Linked DNA regions of Homo sapiens: region 1 is linked to region 2. A link is a contact called in ENCODE Hi-C or POLR2A ChIA-PET data. All regions are on one chromosome and are shown on one strand. The core of a region is the stretch at or near the end of the contact, and the rest is flanking DNA. Distances in the headings are between cores, read along the strand shown. Region 1 overlaps MECR (mitochondrial trans-2-enoyl-CoA reductase). Region 2 has its middle 16 kb from the start of EPB41.

Region 1 (3,347 bases), core at 629-3,128, 310 kb after region 2:
TGATAATGATAAATTATAAAGAGACAGGAACATCAAGAGAATTACTTTAGATGGGAGTCAAGGATACTTCTCTGAGGAGGTGACAGGCTAAGAGTGAAAGGATAGAGGTGCTACCGTCTCAGAGCACACAAAGAACATCTTAGGTAGGGCATGCAGCAGATGCAGAGATGCTGTAGCAGGACAAAGGACTGGGATGGGATGATGCTGCACCGCAGGGTGGAGAGTGATGGGAAGAGTGGCTTGAGACATGGCTGGCCTGGCTGATGCAGCAGGGGCCGGGCAGGTGATATTAGACTTTCAGAATTCTGACCCACAGTAACCATGAGTTCCACTGTGAATTCGTACATATACATACATGAATGTACGTGTAACACAAGCCTGTGTTTCACAGAATACTTACCCTTACTATGTGTGATACTCTGCTATTTTTCATTCTTTTCTGCTCAACTTTAATTTTAAAAAGTGCTATTTGCAACTCACTAGATTGATTTCTCGAATGGGTCACAACCTGTGGTATGAGAACATGACCTCAGCACTGTGGTATGGAGAACTGATCTTGTTTTAGTGAATGAGTGAGTGGGAAGCCTGTAACAAGCTTTAAGAGGAGACTGAGATGATCCGATGTATGCTTTAAGATCACTTTATTGCTGGGTGAAGACTGTGGAGTGGGGAGGGGCAGCGTGGAAGCCAGAGGTCTTTGTGGGGGTCGAGGTATGAGATGATGGCTGCCTAGTCTGGGACTTTGGCAGTGGGGATGAGGAACAGAAGATGGATTTGAGTTCTATTTTAAAGACAGAATCAATAGGATTTGGTGAGGACTGCGTGAGGGGTCTGCACTCACACAGGCAGGATCTTGTATGAAGAAGGGGTGAAGAGGGTAGGCTTTGGAGTCAGAGAGACTCCAGCCTTGGTTCCACAGTGTCCTCACTGTGTCACCTTAGGGAAATTGCTTGGAGCCTTGTTGGCTCAGCATCTGGTCACAGTGGCAGCTCGGGGCCCTTGGCCTATGCTTCCAAAGCTCTTGGGCATGCCTGCTCACTATCCAGTTGCTGGGATTCTAATGGTGTCCTGGTCCTATGTGGGTCAGCTGTGGGAAGCAGGGGGCAGCCTGGGTAATCACTAACTGTGCTATAGGAAACGGGGATGTCAATGTGGGCTTTAGGGACCAAGAACTGGGGACAGGAGGCAGGAACACTTTTTTTTTTTTTTTTGAGATGGAGTCTTGCTTTGTCGCTCAGGCTGGAGTGCAGTGGCACGATCTCAGCTCACTGCAAGCTCTGCCTCCAAGGCTCCCGCCATTCTCCTGCCTCAGCCTCCCAAGTAGCTGGGACTACACGTGCCCGCCACCACACCCGGCTAATTTTTTTGTATTTTTTAGTAGAGATGGGGTTTCACTGTGTTAGCCAGGATGGTCTCGATCTCCTGACCTCGTGATCCGCCCATCTTGGCCTCCCAAAGTGCTGGGATTATAGGCATGAGTCACTGTACCCGGCCCAGGAACACTTTTTATAGAAGGCTGTGTCAATCCTAGAGTAGGTCTATGGCTGAGAAAATAAGAGACTGAAAAGGCGAGGATTCCTCTGTAATCCAGGAAGTGCCCCAGCATCCTGTGGGCTTCCCCCGGACTGGCCTTCAAATCATCGTTCCCATTCATCTCAGCTAACACTTACTGTACTCTACCGTGCACCAAATGCTTAGTGCAGGGCTTTCTATGTATGAAATCCAGGGCATTTTCTAATTCCCCTTATGGCACGACAATGGAAATCCAACCCTTGATATGGATTTCTGGGGCTTAGCAGTCCCTAATCCTCTTCTCAAGAGACTCTGGGTGGGAGGGAGGCAGCACCCGTGGTCAGAGACAAGGGCTTTCAGGGTTTCAAGTAGAACTCTTAGGCTTGAAGTTGGAGAGACCTGCTTAAAAACCCTGGCTCTACCACTCACTAGTGTGTGACTTTGAATGATCACTTCACCTTTTTTGAGTTTCCATTTCCCTAATCTGTGAAATGCAGAGAGTAACACTTATGTCATAGTGTGAAGATTAAACTAAAGACATTTGTACAGAGACTATCACTATGCCTAGTACACAGTGGGTGTATAACACACATTGTTTTCCTTTAATGATGCTAATTCCCAGACTTTAGCTCTGAGGATTCCCAATTCCTCAGTCATATGCAACTGACCCTTAACCATCTCCATTGTTGAACTTGGGGGTCAGCAAACTGTGGCCTGTGGGCTAAATCTGCCTCACCACTTGTTTTTGTAAATAAAGGGTTTTTTTTTTTTTTGTTTTGAGACAAGAGTCTTACTCTGTTGCCCAGGTTGGAGTGTGGCTTACTGCAACTTCTGCTTCCTGGTCTCGAGCTATCCTTCCATGTCAGCCTCCCCAGTGGCTGGGACTACAGGTGTACGCTGCCACACTTCGCTAATTTTTTGTAGAGATGGACTTTCACCAAGTTGCCCAGGCCATTCTTGAACTCTTGGACTCAAGCGATCTGCCCGCCTTGGCCTCCCATGCTGGGATTACAGGCATGAGCCACCATGCCTGGTCCTGTAAATAAAGTTTTATTGGAACACAGCCATGTTCACTCAATTGTTTATATATTGCCTGTGGCTGTTTACGATAGTAGAGTTGGGTAGTCACAAAGATGATATAGCCTACGAAGCCTAAAATATTTACTATTTGGCCCTTTAAGATAAAAATTTGCCAACTCCTGATCTAATGCATACAGAAATTTGGCATTTGCAAAGATCATTGCATATATTCTCAGTTGAGTACTGCTGAGACATGCTAGGCAGTGACAATTAGTCCCATTTTCGAGATGAAAAAACTGAGGCTCAAAGTAGCTGTGACTTAAATTAGGTCATACAGCGGAGCTGGAAAGAGAACTTGCCCCCTGATTCCAAAGCCAGTGCACTTTCTACGGCTCTGTGCTTCCTCAGGAAGGTTTTGCATATTTCCCAAGGAGAAAGTCAGTTGGCAAAGATCTATCCACACCATCTGGTCTGGTCTCCCCTGGGATTGGCTGCACGTGGGAAAAGGCTGGCTATGGGCTTAGCAACAGCTAGGCAGCTCAGAACCATGAAAAATGACCAAGCTGTGGCCAACTAAGAACTTACCTGTTTAATAGTTGCCACTCTTACTAAATGGCAGTCTTCACGAGAAGAAAGACCATGTCTGTTCACTGCTGTGTCCTCAAGCCCAGCATGCTGCAGATGCTCACAAAATGTTTACTGAATACACTGAGTTAATTGCAGTCCTCACAATTATAAAATCCTCATCCTCTCTGGCTGGCACCTTGCTTAAAAGACTCACCTGCTGGCCAGGCGCAGTGGCTCAATGCCTGTAA
Region 2 (3,400 bases), core at 818-3,317:
CTCAAGACAATGAGTGAGGACTTGACCTATGGCAATGGAGAGTCACTGGATAGTAAGCAGGGAGGGGCAGGGACAGGGGCAGGAGGAACTGTCCAGGTGAGAGATGCCGAGATCTTGGGCTGGGGACTGTGCCATGGGATAAGGAGCAGCGATGTGAAGTCTGTTTAGGAGGCAGAGCCAGCAGGGCGTGATAATGAACTGCAGTGGCCAGAGAGGAGAGGAGAGGGCCAGAGGGAGATCTTGGGGCCTGGGGCCAATGGGGCCCACTGGGGTCTCTGGCTGAGGGACATATCTGGGAGGAGGAGGCAGAGCTGGGTTGAGGGTAAAAGCCATTCAGCTGCTCTCACTACCTTTCCCCTCAGTTTCCCAGGCAGCAGCTATGTCTGAGCTGGACACTGGGGCAAGGCCTGTGGCCACCAGGGCCCAGGGTACCCACTCCTATCTCAGGGGTCCCTTGTGGTGACCCTGGTAGGTCTGGTAGGGATGAGACCTCTTTGGGGTGGGGGCCAGGCAGGAGCTGTGTGGTGCAGAAAAGCCCTGGGTTCTAGACCTACCAGTGTTACTGAGTGTCTGTGCCACCTCAGGAATCACCAGGCCTGGTGGCTCACACCCGTAATCCCAACATTTTAGGAGGCTGAGGCAGGAGGATCACTTGTGCCCAGGAGTTCAACACAAGCCTAGGGAACATGGAGCAACCCCATCTCTACAAAAAAATACAAAAATCAGCTGGGCGTTGTGCATGTGCCTGTCATTCCAGCTACTTGGGAGGCTGAGGTGGGAGGATCCCTTGAGCCCAGGAGGTTGAGGCTGCAGTGAGCTGTGATTGCACCATTATGCTCCAGCCTGGGTGACAAAGTGAAACCCCTGTAGGTAGGTAGGTAGGAAGGTAGGAAGGGAAGGGAAGCGGAGGGAAGGGAAGGGAAGGGGAGGGGAGGGGAGAGGAGGGGAGAGGAGGGGAGAGGAGGGGAGAGGAGGGGAGGGGACAGGAGGGAAGGGAAGAAAGGAAGGGAAGGAAAGGAAGGAAAGAAAGAAGGCACTCCCATCACTCCCTCTCTCTTGCCCTCCTTTTCCTTGCCTTGAAAGTGAGAATAAGAAAACCTGTTTTGCTTGCCTCGAAGATTCAGTGATAAAATACAACTACAGACAGTAAACATTTATTGAGAGCTGATGGGCTAGGTTCTGGGGGCACAAAGGTGACTCACTCAGTGTTCCTGCTCCTTAAGGACGAACTGCCATGTGCAGAGTGAGCCCAGGGGAGCAGGTGGTTAACTCAGGGGCATCAAGGGGAAAAGAGCTAGGTTGGGCTTTGAAGGATGAGTAAGAGCTCTCTAGGTAGGCAATGGCAGGAACAACTTTCTAGGTACAGGGAATGGCATGTACAAAGGCTCAAGACTGCATACTGTGCTCAGGATAGATGAGCACTGTCGTTGGTGTGGCTGGAGCACAAAGGGAAAGGCTGGCAGTGACAGGAGATGAGGCTGGTCAGGGAAGTAGGGCCCACGTCAGGCAGACCTTTGGGGATGTCACTGGCTCCCCTCTCCTTCCTGCACCCTCACAACTGCCTGTTCTGCTCAGAGAGACAACCAGGACCTTCCCATGCTGCTCCTCCCCTTGAGTTCCCACCTTCTCCCCTCATCTTCACCACCCCAGCCAGATCAAGTGGCTGCCTCTCTCAGGAGTCAATAACCTGGCTGCCCTGCCAGCCCTGCCACTGAAAAGCCATGTGGCCTCCAGTCACTCACATACCCTGTCTATCTCAGTTTCCACCTCAGTGAAGTGGGAACAGCAGGCTTTCCTCCCAGAGAAGGGCGGAGGCTTCAATGAGATAATCTCCACAAATGGCCTGGCCCAGTGTCTGTATATATTGGGCACCCATAAACAGGAGCTAATTAAGCCATCATTATTTAGACTCCTCAATCTCCTTGGCCCCACCCACTGCTTCCCCTTTACCTCTCCTGGCAGCCCGTTCTAGCCAAGAAAGGAAGGAAAAGATTAAGAAACAAGCCCAAGTCTTCAGAGGGGTGCTGGCCCACTGCCAAGCTGGCTCCCCTCCTGCCCCTTGCCCGCCTTGGCCTTGGGCCCCAGGATTCTCAGTCCTGAGGCCTGGGCACTCTCCCACCCCCTGCACTAGATGCCCTGCCCTGGCTGGAGGCCAAAGCCAGCAGCAGCCTTGAAACAGGACACATATTTAGAAAATAGCTTTATTTTTTTTTTCCTCTGGGAGTGGATAAGGAAGCCCTTTTTTTCTGGTGCTTTCGTGAAGAGTGTGATGTTCAGTATTTCTGGAGGTCCAGTGGTCGGGGTAGAGCTGGATCCCTCAGCCTTCTGGATCATGCAACAGACGCTAGCCACCAAGTCCCTTATGGAACAGACACGGACCTCAGATCAAAGCAAGTGTCTGTCAGTGCAAGATCACACAGTAGAAGCCCAGGTCTCCAGACCCTCTGTGCACTGTCTCATAGATGCATGTGGTGCAGTGGCCTTGGCTGTCACTTTACCTCTCTGAGCCTCAGTTTTCTGCACTGTAGAGTGGCACCGATTTTACCATAAAGATCGGCAATAATGTACAGAAAGCACCTAGTGAGTCCTCAGTGGCAGGAAGCTACTGTTAGAGCTGCTGCCTCTTAAAAACTTCTTCTGCCCTTCCCCTTCCTGATCTAGGGACTTGGAATATCTGCTATGATTTCTATTGAACAAATGACACCTGATAAGCCAGTTTTAAAGCAGGAGGCTCAGCATCTGTTATGCTTCCCTCCCCTCTTCCCCCTTTCCTGGGACATTCTAGCCCCACCCATGACAGTTTCCCTTTTGCAGCCTCCGATGATGCCACTGCAGGCACTCAAGAAAAGCAGAGAGTAGGAAGGGCCCCATGCCATCCAGGCTTAGGCTGGGGGGAAAGTGATGGACTGTGAACTTGGAACCATCCTCGGGAGCTAGGATGACTTGAAGACTTCCACAGATGCTGGGAAATAGGCCTAAAAGAGAAAACCTGGTTCACAGCCCCAAAAATGGTAGAGTGGAAGGAACACCAGCCCTCCTAGCTCTCCACACTGTGAGATCTTGGGCAAATTACCTACCCTTCCTGAGCCTTCATTTTCTGATTTAAAAAAGGAAGGGGATGGATTGAGGTCAGAGGTTTCTACTAATACTACAGGATTAAAAGTAGGGATTTGTGAGCAGAGAGACTTTGGTTTAAATCCCAGCTTCACCCCTTACCAGCTGTGAGACCTCTAGCAAGTTGTTTTACCTAAGTGAGCTTCAGTTTTTTCCCCTATAACGTGGGGAAAATATTAGCATCTTCTCATAGGATTATTTAAGGGCTAAATTAAATAATTTGTATGAAGTACTCAGTCCGTAGCTGACAGACATGGTGGAATTATTATTGTTGTTTTTGTCATCG

The links. Hi-C counts contacts between places; a loop is a spot of excess contacts on that map. ChIA-PET counts read pairs that join two places held with the same protein, here RNA polymerase II (POLR2A). Pooled maps may share reads with other maps.
Region 1: a loop to region 2 is called in a map of breast epithelium, with 5 times the contacts of the local background. The contact joins two enhancer-like sites. A Hi-C loop is called at or near these places in 113 of 168 maps with a recorded cell type or tissue (A673, B cell, CD14-positive monocyte and 66 more), 37 of 37 single-sample maps with no recorded cell type and 50 of 50 pooled maps. POLR2A ChIA-PET finds 5 or more read pairs at or near these places in 14 of 52 experiments (A673, AG04450, CD4-positive, alpha-beta T cell and 10 more).

The regions. Positions count from the first base shown.
Region 1 is chr1:29,208,818-29,212,164 of GRCh38, forward strand. The region is part of intron 3 of MECR (mitochondrial trans-2-enoyl-CoA reductase); the gene reads right to left. Among named protein-coding and RNA genes, the nearest start is that of MECR, 20 kb to the right of the region's middle. RefSeq lists enhancers at 402-903, 1,672-1,791. Within about 2 kb of position 1,879, at least 2 of the 41 ENCODE cell types and tissues checked have a DNase peak (open chromatin) inside an H3K27ac peak, as active enhancers do.
Region 2 is chr1:28,896,679-28,900,078 of GRCh38, forward strand. It overlaps a transcript of EPB41 not described here. Among named protein-coding and RNA genes, the nearest start is that of EPB41, 16 kb to the right of the region's middle. Within about 2 kb of position 2,068, at least 4 of the 41 ENCODE cell types and tissues checked have a DNase peak (open chromatin) inside an H3K27ac peak, as active enhancers do.